Linked DNA regions of Mus musculus: region 2 is linked to region 1. The links are chromatin loops, found by intact Hi-C in ENCODE. Cell type or tissue: heart. All regions are shown on one strand. Links, peaks and the distances in the headings refer to the core of each region. The heading gives the core; the rest is flanking DNA.

Region 1 (5,611 bases), core at 387-5,386:
GCAGCCCCTCTCCGCCCAATGAGGTCTCATCTCCTCAGCCCAAAGTTGAACTGTTGGCTGAGTTGGCTGCGTTTGTTGATAGAGAGAGAAGCTGTTGTGGAAATATTCCCTAACCCGCCCAGGTTTTGGTAAACAGTCTGTTACTCAGGCAACTTGACAGCTTTGGTGGGAAGGGGAATAGGAGCTTGGTAAGAAAACTGGGTTTTGTGAGCTTTCTGTTCTTCTAGATATAACTTTACCGCCAGCCCTTTCTTACCTTGCTCCCTGGACTTGAACACTATTTCATAACTGGAAGACCCCTCTCCGGCCCTCCTCAGCTCCCTTAGGGTTAGTTTGTGCCCTGGGATTCAGTGCTGCCCCCAGTCTGGCGATCTTTGCCGTGTGCTCCTTCTCTGTCCGTTCTGTGGTCTGTGCCAGGGAACAGAGTGGCTCTCCAGCCTGACGGATGCTGTGTTGAATCTGGAATCAGACAGCTTGGGTTCAGATTTCAGCTTGGCCACTTAGCCATGTGACCTTGAGCAAGTGTTTCACTCTCTGTAGCTCACTTTTCCGTCTATACCGTTGGAGAGGGTGGGGGAGCATTTACTGCATAGGACTGCAGAAAGCATAAAGAACATTGATACACGTGAGGCCCTTTGCCACGGTGCCTGGTGAGGAGAGAGGCTCAGGCGGTGGGCATCAGTCATCGTGGCTACGATGCCGTTATCATTTGTTGGAGACAGGGGTCTCACTATGTAGCCCTGGCTGGCCTGCAACTCACTATGTAGGTCAGGCTGGCCTTGAACTCACAGAGGTCTGCCTGATTCAACCTCAGGTGCTGGGATTGCAGGGTGTGAACTATGACACCTGGCCTTAAAAATAATAGTATCTGTTATTACATTGAATTTATTTGTACTGTATGTATGTGTGCTTAAGCTCACTCAAGCACACATATGAAGGTCAGAGGACAACCTGCAGAAATGAGTTCACTTCTACCATGTGGATCCTGGAGGTGGGACTCAGGATGTTAGAGGTGGTGGCAGGTGCCTATACCCACTGAGCTACCTCACTGGCCTTATTTATTTATTTATGAGACAGGATTTTACTATATAGACCAGGGTGGCCTTGAACTCACAAAGATCCTCCTGCCTTTGTACCTTTGTGCAAGGAATAAAGGCACGCACCCACCCCACACACATACTTTAGTTTTCTGTTTTGATCCTGGGTTCTCCCAGTATCAGCCCATTTAGCATTCATCCTGTGCTTACAGGTATGAGCCACCACCCATGAGCTTAACACAGGAGCTGGTTGTGTTATGAATGTCTGCAGAGCTTCATCAAAGTTGGAAGAGGGACTGGACTCCTCAGGGCTCCTTTTATGGCTGCTAAGTGTCAGGGCAGGGATGAAGGATGGTGCCCAAGGGCTGGCTGAGGATCTAGGGCCAGATCTGCCCGTGGGGGAGGGATCTTAACTTCCTTTGGAGTCCTTTGCCCTGGTGCCTCACCCTCAGACACATGTGGCTACAGACTCGGTCACTTGTGTTGATGCAGGAGAAGGAAGAGTCAGGCAAGGTTCTCCTCACGAAGCAGCGCAGATCCACTTAGATAGAAGGAGGGGTTACAGAGGCGTTGTGCCATGCGCTAGTCCTGGGTATGGCCTAACCTCTCACCCTGCTAGCTCTCCAGACTGGAAACCATGTCTCCTCCTAGCAGAGAGTTTGGGCGTCTTTTTTTTTTTCTTCTTTAAATTTATTTTTCTTTATGTGTATGTGTGTGCACCTCTGTGTATACCATGTTTATGCAGGTGCTCACAGAGACCAGACGAAGATTTTGGATCCCTTGAACTGGAGTTTCAAGTGGTTGTGAGCCAGCTAATGGATGCTGGGGACTGAACTCTGGTCCTCTACAAGAGCAGCAAACTCACTTAACTGCCTAGCCATCTCTACAGGACACACCCCGCCCCCTTTACTCCCCACTCCCCCGCCCCTTTCTCCTTATCCCCTCCAGCACTTTCAAAAAAAAAATCCTCGTGAAAAAGAGATGACTAACAGAGGTAAGGGACCAACCCAGGTCACACAACAGGGCGTGGCAACAGTGTTTTTCCCTCGGGTTTCCCTCCTCCCGCCATGTCCAACCTGGCCTCTTGCTCTGGTTGCTGCGCCAGGGTTAGAGAATGGGCACAGGTGTAGCTGCCCTGCAGTTCTGGGGGCTCTGGGAATGAGGCAGGCTTTGTTGTCGTCCGAGCAGCTGTGACCGTTGGGGCTGAGTATCCATTAAGCCGTTTCCGAGCCCTGGGCGGGAGCAGGAGGCTCGGCATTTAAAGGTCACCCGGCTTTTGAAGCTACAGCGACATTAATAGCTTGTGAAGAAAACAAGCCTGTGCAGGGGCCGGAGGACAAGGCGGCTCTGTCAGCGCTGCCCCTCCTCCCCAGGGTGCTTGGCCACACACATGCCGGCTCGGGCGCGGGCGCGCGCGCGCGCGCGCGCGCGCACACACACACACACACACACACACACACACACACACACACACACACACACACACACACACACACACACACACACACACACACACACACACAGACCGTAGCTTCTACCTCTTGCTCATCCACCTCTCCCTCCTCCCTTTTCGAGCCTCTTCAGTTCTGATGCCTTAGAACTCGGCAGACTGCCCTGCACCCACCCCCACGGTGTCCGAGGTGACAATTGTATGAGGAGGCGGCTGCCGAGCCCAGCAGCTTCTCTGTTCACACCGCGTCACCCACTTAAGGTTTCCCTGGGACTTAGCCACATGACCTCATTCTGACCCCTCTGGCCCTGGTATCATGGAGTCTTGCTGAAGCAGTCAGCCTGGGCCCCCCTTCTCTTCCCAGATGGGTAGGGTACAGATGTCACCCTTCAGGTCTGATAGCTTGTCTCGAGGCTCTGCCGCAGCACTGGCTGCCCAGGATTCCCAGTCCGGGTAGGCACTGGAGGATAAAATGCCTTGGGTGGATTAATTCCATCTCCTGAGGAGAGAGCACAGAAAGTGGTGTCTTGACTGCAACCCCAACCCCCACCCCCACCCCTTTCTGAGATGCCTGTGCTATCCAGTGGCTCTTCTGTCCTCCCGTCAGTCCCAAGGGTGGGGGATGGGGCACAACAAGGTTCTGGGAGGGCAGCTGCGGTTAGCCCTTTCCCAGGAGCCGCTGTGGCCTGGGCCCTGGGACACCACCTAGTGGCCTGGTCTGTTGGTGTCACTGGGCTATGCATGGTTCTTAGGCAAGAAATGAGTCCCTTAAGACTATTGCAGGTGGACCAGATGTTCCAAACGCTCCTCATCCACTGACAGAGAGGAAGTCTGGGGTAGGTGGAGATGAGAGAGGGAGAGGGAGAGGGAGAGGGAGAGGGAGAGGGAGAGGGAGAGGGAGAGGGAGAGGGAGAGGGAGGGAGAGAGGGAGAGAGGGAGAGGGAGAGGGAGAGGGAGAGGGAGAGGGAGGGAGAGAGGGAGAGAGGGAGAGGGAGAGGGAGAGGGAGAGGGAGAGGGAGAGGGAGAGGGAGAGGGAGAGGGAGGGAGAGAGGGAGAGAGGGAGAGGGAGAGGGAGAGGGAGAGGGAGAGGGAGAGGGAGAGGGAGAGGGAGAGGGAGAGGGAGAGGGAGAGGGAGAGAGAGGGAGAGAGGGGGAGAGGGAGAGGGAGAGGGAGAGAGTAAGTGCTGGCCCACAGCTTCATACCTCCTTCTGGGGTCTCAAGTTCTAGGTTGACCCTGTTCTAGCTTGGGGAAAAATACAGTCAAATTGGCAGTGGGAGAGGCACTGTCTCCTGACCCCTGGGGCTGATTGTGTAGCCGTCAGAATTGTGTGCAGGGAGAGAAGGCCCTGATGACAGTCAGAGAGAGCTTGTGGGATCCAAACGGCTGCTGGGCTTTGGACACCCATAGTTGGTTACTGTGTTACCCCACCGGTTGCTTCTCTGCTCGTCCACTTAGTTAGCACAGGCTGACTGTACTGGGTGCTTTGTGGACACTGGGAGCTCCACACTGGATGTGGCAAATCTGCCCTAAAAAATGCTGATCTAGTGTAGAAGATGGTCACTGGCAAGTGCACTGTATATGATGTTTGTGACAGAGGATGACAAAGCAGGGCAAAGGTCAAGGAATGCCGGAAGACAGACTGAGCTGATAGAGCAGTCTCCCTGACAATGTGGCAGGGACCAGAAGGAGGAGAGACAAGGTGCTGAGAGAGCTTAAGGTCCCAAAGGAGAGTGTAGGTTTGTTGGTCAAGTGATCTGCACAGAGTGCTCAGGGTGGCTGGATGAACGGCAGCCACGTCAGTACGTGTCTACGTGTGTCTGCATGTCTCTGTGGGTGTACCTGTGGGCATACACCTGTACTTCTTTTGCTTGTGTCCCACTCGGGCTTTGAATTTGCTATGTAACTGCGGATGGCCTTGAAGCAAGTGTTCCTCCTGCCTCCGTTTCCTGATTGTTGGGATCACACGTGTGCATCACCACACCTGGCTTATGCAGTGTGCTGGACTCAACCCAGAGCCTCCTGCGTGACACACAGGCACCCTACTGACTGAGCTGCGTCCTTAGGCTCCATACAGACACATTTGAAGGCAGGAACACAAAGGATCTTATAGACCATGGTGAAGTTCTGGGATGTGGTCTAAGGACTAACAGCCAGGGACTTTGGAGGTAAGGAAAGACATGTGGCCACAACATGCAGTCCACAAGGAAACAGGGAGGTGGCAGAGGACAAGAAGCCACCAGATCCTGAGGGACAGTCTAAAAGGCAAGGAAGATGGGGATTGTTGTGGGTTGAATGGAGGGTGTAAGGGATATGTTCTTTTTGTTTTGTTTTGTTTTGTTTTTTTGAGACAGGGTTTCTCTGTGTAGCCCTGGCTGTCCTGGAACTCACTCTGTAGACCAGGCTGGCCTCGAACTCAGAAATCCTCCTGCCTCTGCCTCCCAAGTGCTGGGATTAAAGGCGTGCACCACCATGCCTGGCTAAGGGATACGTTCTTTTTTTTTTTTTTTTTAAAAGATTTATTTATTTATTATATGTAAGTACACTGTAGCTGTCCTCAGACACTCCAGAAGAGGGAGTCAGATCTCGTTACGGATGGTTGTGAGCCACCATGTGGTTGCTGGGATTTGAACTCAGGACCTTTGGAAGAGCAGTCGGGTGCTCTTACCCACTGAGCCATCTCTCCAGCCCAGGGATACGTTCTTAAAGATGGTCTCCAGGCTTTGACCTCAGCGGGCAGAGGTGGTGCATAGACAGGAGACACAGGCAGGGTTGGATCAACCTATTCTGTCAGAGCTACTGGTGGGCATCTGGGCAGAGAGCATAGTAGGTTGCATAGTTGTGGTGTAGAGGGAGTGTCTGGAGGAAAGGCAAGACCAGGAGCTAGCATGCAGCTGGCAGAAGATATTAAAACCACAGGATTTCCTCAGCGGGTATAGCATGAGGTACCAAGGCCTCAGAACAGCCCACCACAGCCTGTCCCAGCAGGGACTTCCTCCATCCTAGGAACCCAGATAAGTTCCATCGCAGCATTTCTCTCTCACACACACTGCTTCTGCCAGAGAGGAAGACGAGGTGCTGAGCCCTGAAATCACTTTCCCAATCCATGTGAGCCCTCCTAGGCTC
Region 2 (5,611 bases), core at 296-5,295, 100 kb before region 1:
GCATGCAGGTGTACATGGAGACAGAGCACTCATATACATGAATATTAAAAAAAAAAAAAAAGCCAAAGAACCTGCCAGTGGTAAGTATCAAAAGATCCCTACTTGGTGTTTTTGTTTTTGTGATAGGGTCTTCTGCTATCTAGCCTGATCTCAAATTTGCTATGTAGTTGAAAATGACTTTTGATCTTTCTGCCTACTCCCCTCAAGTGCTAGGGACTAGAGACAGTTTGTGTGGTACTGGGAGTGGAACCAGGACTCTTAGATGTTAAGCAAGCAAACATTCTACCAACTGAGCTAGAGCTCCAGCTTCTACATTGACTGAGTATACATTAAAGTTTATATGAGATCTACAAAAGCAAACCCACAGAGTTTCTCTGTGTAGCCTTGGCTGCCTGACTGTCCTAGACCTAACTCTGTAGAACAGGCTGGTCTCCTAAGTTACAAAGATCTACCTGCCTCAGCAAGTGCTGGGATTGGAGGCCTGGGCCACCATTGCCCATCCCCAAATTGAATTGTTATCAGCTGAGATAGGTGAGTTGTTAAGTTGGTATGCTAAACTTGCCAATTTTCAGTATGCAGTCAAAATGTTTGCATTCTACAGCCTACAACTGATTAAAATTCATGTCAACTGGGAAGGTTGTCATTGAGATGCCCTGACTAGCTTTTCAAAATGTTCAATGCATCCTTCTATTTTGAATTCTGATCATGGCCTGATTGGGGACTATGTCTAAACAATTTCTTTTTAAATGATATCTGGAGGGCTGGGTGACTCTTGAAGCTGTATGAGTATACTGCTGTTGTGAAATGCTGGGTTTATGATGTCACTTTCTCTTCTTGAGTTCCCTTAAATGTGTCTCCAACTCAGAACACTTCAACACATTGTTAGTGTTTTTGGTTTTGTTTTAAATTTGATTTTATGTATATGGATATTTTGCCTGCTTGTATGTCTGCATTGCTTGAATGCCTAGTGCCTAAAGAGATCAGAAGGGTGTCTGTCATATTCCCTGCCACTGGGTTTGTAGACAGTTGTGAGCAAGATGTGGGATCTGGGAATTGAACTTGAGTCCTCTGAAGAGCAGCCAGTGCTCTTAGCAGCTGCTGAGCCACCTTTCCAGCCCATTAAAAAAATTTTTTGTTTGTTTGTTTGTTTTTTGAGACAGGGTTTCTCTGTGTAGCCCTGGCTGTCCTGGAACTCACTCTATAGACCAGGCTGGCCTCGAACTCGGAAATCTGCCTGCCTCTGCCTCCCAAGTGCTGAGATTAAAGGCTTGCGCCACCACGGCCTAGCTAAAAATTTTATTACATTATATTACATTACATTATATGTACATTATATTACATTACATTATATGTATATGTGGAAAGTCAGAGGACAACTAGTGGGAATTTTCTCTTTTTAATGGGAGCCTTAGGGATCTGACTCAGGCTGTCAAACTGTCAAACTTAGTGACAACAGTGTCTTACCTACTGAGCACCCACACACACACACACACATACACCTGTTCTTTGAATTCTGGGGATCAAGCAAAATTCCTTATCTATGCTAAAGAAGTGTTGGATCTCTCCCACCTATGAACCTCCCATCTTACCATTGGTCAGGTTAGCTTGAATTTTTACAGTTCTCTGATGAGAAGATTAGTCATATCAGATCATATGGATTGTGGAACTTTTGTTTGTTTGTTTGTTTAAAGACTGGGTCTACTATATAGTCCTGCCTGTCCTGGAACTTACTGTGTAGACCAGGCTGGCTTCAGACTCAGAGATCTGCCTGCCTTTGCTTCCCAAGTGCTGGGATTAAATGCATGTGCTACCATGCCCAGCTTATATATAGTTTTTAAGAGAGCAGAGTAATTGTTTTCATTGAAAGAGTTGTATATTGAACATATGTGGGAGCTTTCTCAGATGTTAGCATTAGTTTTATTAAGTATACCTATGTAGGTGGTCATAGACAAATTTCTCCAAGTTACTAATTCTAACACATAAGTACCACTAAGTGGTGTTTTCCATTCCAAACTATATGTAGTTTAATAAATAGTTCTGAAATAATTTTCATATAAGGAACATAACTACATTGTGACATTCTTGTCTAAAGTAAACACCAAAGGAAAAAAAAAAGCAGAAATAATGTATTACATTATTACAAAGCCAGCAGTGGGCTTTCACACGTAAAACGCATGAAGCATTTGCACTGCCTTGGGTTGACGACCATCTGTTCCCCATGCTTTCAGTGCTGAATGAAATTGGGGAGAAAATCAAAGGAGAGGTGGGAAGGGAAAGGAAGTTAGGGAAAGAGGAAACAGCTGTAAGGTAAGAAAGGCCCTACAGAGATTATAAAACAAAAGCAGGGCCAGATTAGGCCCTGAGACTAGATAGCTAGTTAACTTTTGTCAATTGAGAAGAGCTTTGTATACTTTGAGACAATATGTACTTCAAAAGCACTAGCTAGTCTTCTCAGTGTACCATAGTAACTAGTTCATTGAGTCAAAAGCTATCCTGCCCTCCTAGAATTTCTTCATACTGAGCAGAGAGCCTGTTGCCAATGTGTACACAAACTAAGGGTCAAATATTTTGACAACAGCAGGTACATATTACAATTTAAAGAGTGAATGGGGAGAGGTGGATGCTGAGTACAGCTTCAGCCACTGTAGCAATAGCTCCTGTACCTGCCCTTTTATTATATTTATGACTGAACAGTATAACAAAATGTAGTAGCTTATAGTTCAGAGACTCATGGTCAAACTTTTTTTTTTTTAAGATTTATTTTTATGAGTGCTCTATCTGCATGTATGCCTGCATGCCAGAAGAGGGCATCAGATCCCGGCATAGATGGTCGTGAGCTACCACATGGTTACAGAGAACTGAACTCAGGACCTCTGGAAGAACAAAGCTCTTAACCACTGAGCTGCCTCTCCAGCCCCAGAAACATTTTTTTTAAGGTACATTTATTTTATGAGTACACTATAGCTGTCTTCAGACACATCAGAAGAGGGCATCAGATTTCATTACAGATGGTTGTGAGCCACCATGTGGTTGCTGGGAATTGAACTCAGGACCTCTGGAAGAACAGTTAGTGTTCTTAACCGCTAAGCCATCTCTCCGGCCCCCAGAAACATTCTTGTTTTTCTTTTTTTTTTGTTTTTGTTTTTGTTTTTTGTTTTGCTTGTTTTCGAGACAGGGTTTCTCTGTATAGCCCTGGCTGTCCTGGAACTCACTTTGTAGACCAGGCTGGCCTCAAACTCAGAAATCCGCTTGCCTCTGCCTCCTGAGTGTTGGGATTAAAGGCATGCGCCACAACCCCCAGCAGAAACATTCTTTTTTTTTTCCCAAAGATTTATTTATTTATTTATTTATTTATTTATTTATTTATTTATTTATTTATTTATTTATTATATGTAAGTACACTGTAGCTGTCTTCAGACGCACCAGAAGAGGGCATCAGATCTCATTACGGGTGGTTGTGAGCCACCATGTGGTTGCTGGGATTTGAACTTCGGACCTTCGGAAGAGCAGTCGGGTGCTCTTACCCACTGAGCCATCTCACCAGCCCCAGAAACATTCTTAATAGAATTAATTCCCACTTCTGGAAACTGAGCCAGATCTTAGGTTTATCGGGTCTTCTGTTGTGTCCGTTGGCTTGTTTTCTAGACCAGAATAGCCTTTCAGATCCTAATCTGACTACTCTTCTGATGTCACTTCAGGACTTAGATTGTTGCCGTTCACATCTTTAACCCAGAGAGAGAGAGAGAGAGAGAGAGAGAGAGAGAGAGAGAGAGAGAGAGAGGAGAGAGAGAGAGAACGAACTTGCACTCAACACTGGTTTCGTGATTTCCTGTTTCTTTTACTACCAAAAATTGAGGGACAACCCACCTCAGCAGATTGGAAATCTAATTGGCCCAGTAGAAGAGAAACTGAAGAGAACTGTTGAAGTAAAGGTTGTTCACTAAAAAGCTTGCTTTCATTCCACTTATATAGAAACATTTAGAGAGGCATTACAATCAGTAAAAATCTTTATATGTGAATAGCATTTTTAGATTGGTGACACAATACTGGCTAATATCACTTTATTCTCAGGATATTTGGTGTAGAAGCAATAGCCACTGAGAAGGGTTCCTCCTCTAAGCAACTTTAAAAGTTTTGATGACAACCGAGCCTAAGCTTTGTGTTTTAGTCAGTCCTACCAGTTTGTAGGACTGTTAAGTCAGCCATTGCTCTAGGGACCTAGGGCGTCTAAGGGCAGTGAGGAGCAGGTGTCCAGAGGAGAAATGTTGGTGCCTGAATGTGTTTTCCAGATGTATTGAATTTCACTTAGTATATTTTTGACTTGTCTTAGTTTCTTTCCTGCTGTGGCCTATGCTATTTTGCTTGTGTTCAGTATTCCTTCTTGCTTACTGTTGCTTACTTAGGATTAAATTTAGGGCTAATCACATGCTAAGCAAGTGCTCTTTTTTTTTTTTTTTGGCGGGGGGTCTGAGATAGCGCTTCTCTGTGTAGCCCCACCTGCCATAGAACTCACTCTGTAAAGTATGCTGGCTGCAAACAAGAGACTCACCTGCCTCTGCCTCCCAAGTGCTTGTATCAAAGGCGTGCGCCACCACTGCCTAGCTTAGAGAAGAGCTCTACCACTGAGTTACATTCCCAACCCTTATTTGTGGACATTGCATCATCCAGGAATAAAATGGAAGCTAGCGTTTTGACATAAATGCTTTATTGGTGAAACTGATAGGTATGTTGTTGACTTTTGACAGTCAAAAAGGGTGATGTGTTTATGTGAGCTTAGACTCAGTTTTTGAAGTCTTGGGTCATGACCTTTGTAAAAAATGTGTTTTGATCACGTTTCTCAAATACCAGCTGGACTCTACTAGACATGTGAGTAGATTTGTTCCTTGTGACTATTACAGCTGTCAAGGAACTTAAATAGGTGTTCAGGAACAAAGAAATCTTTATTGTTTTCCTCGCCAGTTAAAACAGACAACTAGCAATGACACTTTAGCGTGGTTATCCAGTAGAAGGGAAGGAGAGTGCTTCTGCTGTCCTTCCAGGCAAGCCTTCCTTTCTTTTCTGGCAGGGCTACACTTTCTCCCATGGTCGGATTGAGGCTGGTGTTGAGGGGTGACCATTCTTTATGGCTAGTACTTCTTGGTACTCCTCTCTCTGCCCCTTACGCAGCCCTAGCTGAGGTGTACTCCCACTGCCACCCAAGTTAGTCTCAAACACTCAACAATACTCTTTCCCTGGGATTGTAGGCCTGGGCCACCACTCCAGACAAATCTGCGTGATTGTTATTTGGGGATTTTGTTTTGCTTGGTGTATAGTTGTGTATGAGTGCATGTGTATGCATATGTGCTTCAGTACACACAGGAGGCCTACTAACGACAATTTGAAGGGTTTTTTTTTTTCCTTTTTTTCCCTTTTTCTTTTTTTTTTTTTTTTTTTTTTTTCTTTCTTAGACAGGGTCTCTACCTCTGTCAAGATGATGAGAGAGAACGTGCCTCTTTCTCTCTTTCTGAGTAAGTTGGAGGACTGATGGATTGGCTCAATGTCTGCATACTGAGTTTTCAAGCCCAAATTTAACCACTGAACCAGTAAGAATATTTACCAAGAACCTGTTACA

The links. Hi-C counts contacts between places; a loop is a spot of excess contacts. Peaks named below come from ENCODE experiments on the same cell type or tissue, not always from the same donor. Only the 100,000 strongest peaks of a DNase experiment are listed, where the experiment ranks them.
Region 2: it touches region 1 in a loop (6-fold over the local background); 11 of 42 quality-filtered maps call a loop at or near these places.

What each region holds. Positions count from the first base shown.
Region 1 is chr11:88,159,099-88,164,709 of GRCm38, forward strand. All of the region lies in intron 1 of Cuedc1 (CUE domain containing 1), which reads left to right. Among named protein-coding and RNA genes, the nearest start is that of Mrps23, 42 kb to the right of the region's middle. In heart, for the core only: a CTCF peak has its summit at 3,182 (motif pointing left); DNase peaks (open chromatin) are centred at 443, 2,193, 2,773, 3,123 and 2 weaker places; H3K4me3 peaks cover 1,809 bases; H3K27ac peaks cover 3,867 bases.
Region 2 is chr11:88,059,608-88,065,218 of GRCm38, forward strand. No RefSeq gene overlaps it. Among named protein-coding and RNA genes, the nearest start is that of Vezf1, 5.9 kb to the right of the region's middle. In heart, for the core only: a CTCF peak has its summit at 2,783 (motif pointing right); no DNase peak of the experiment used is centred there.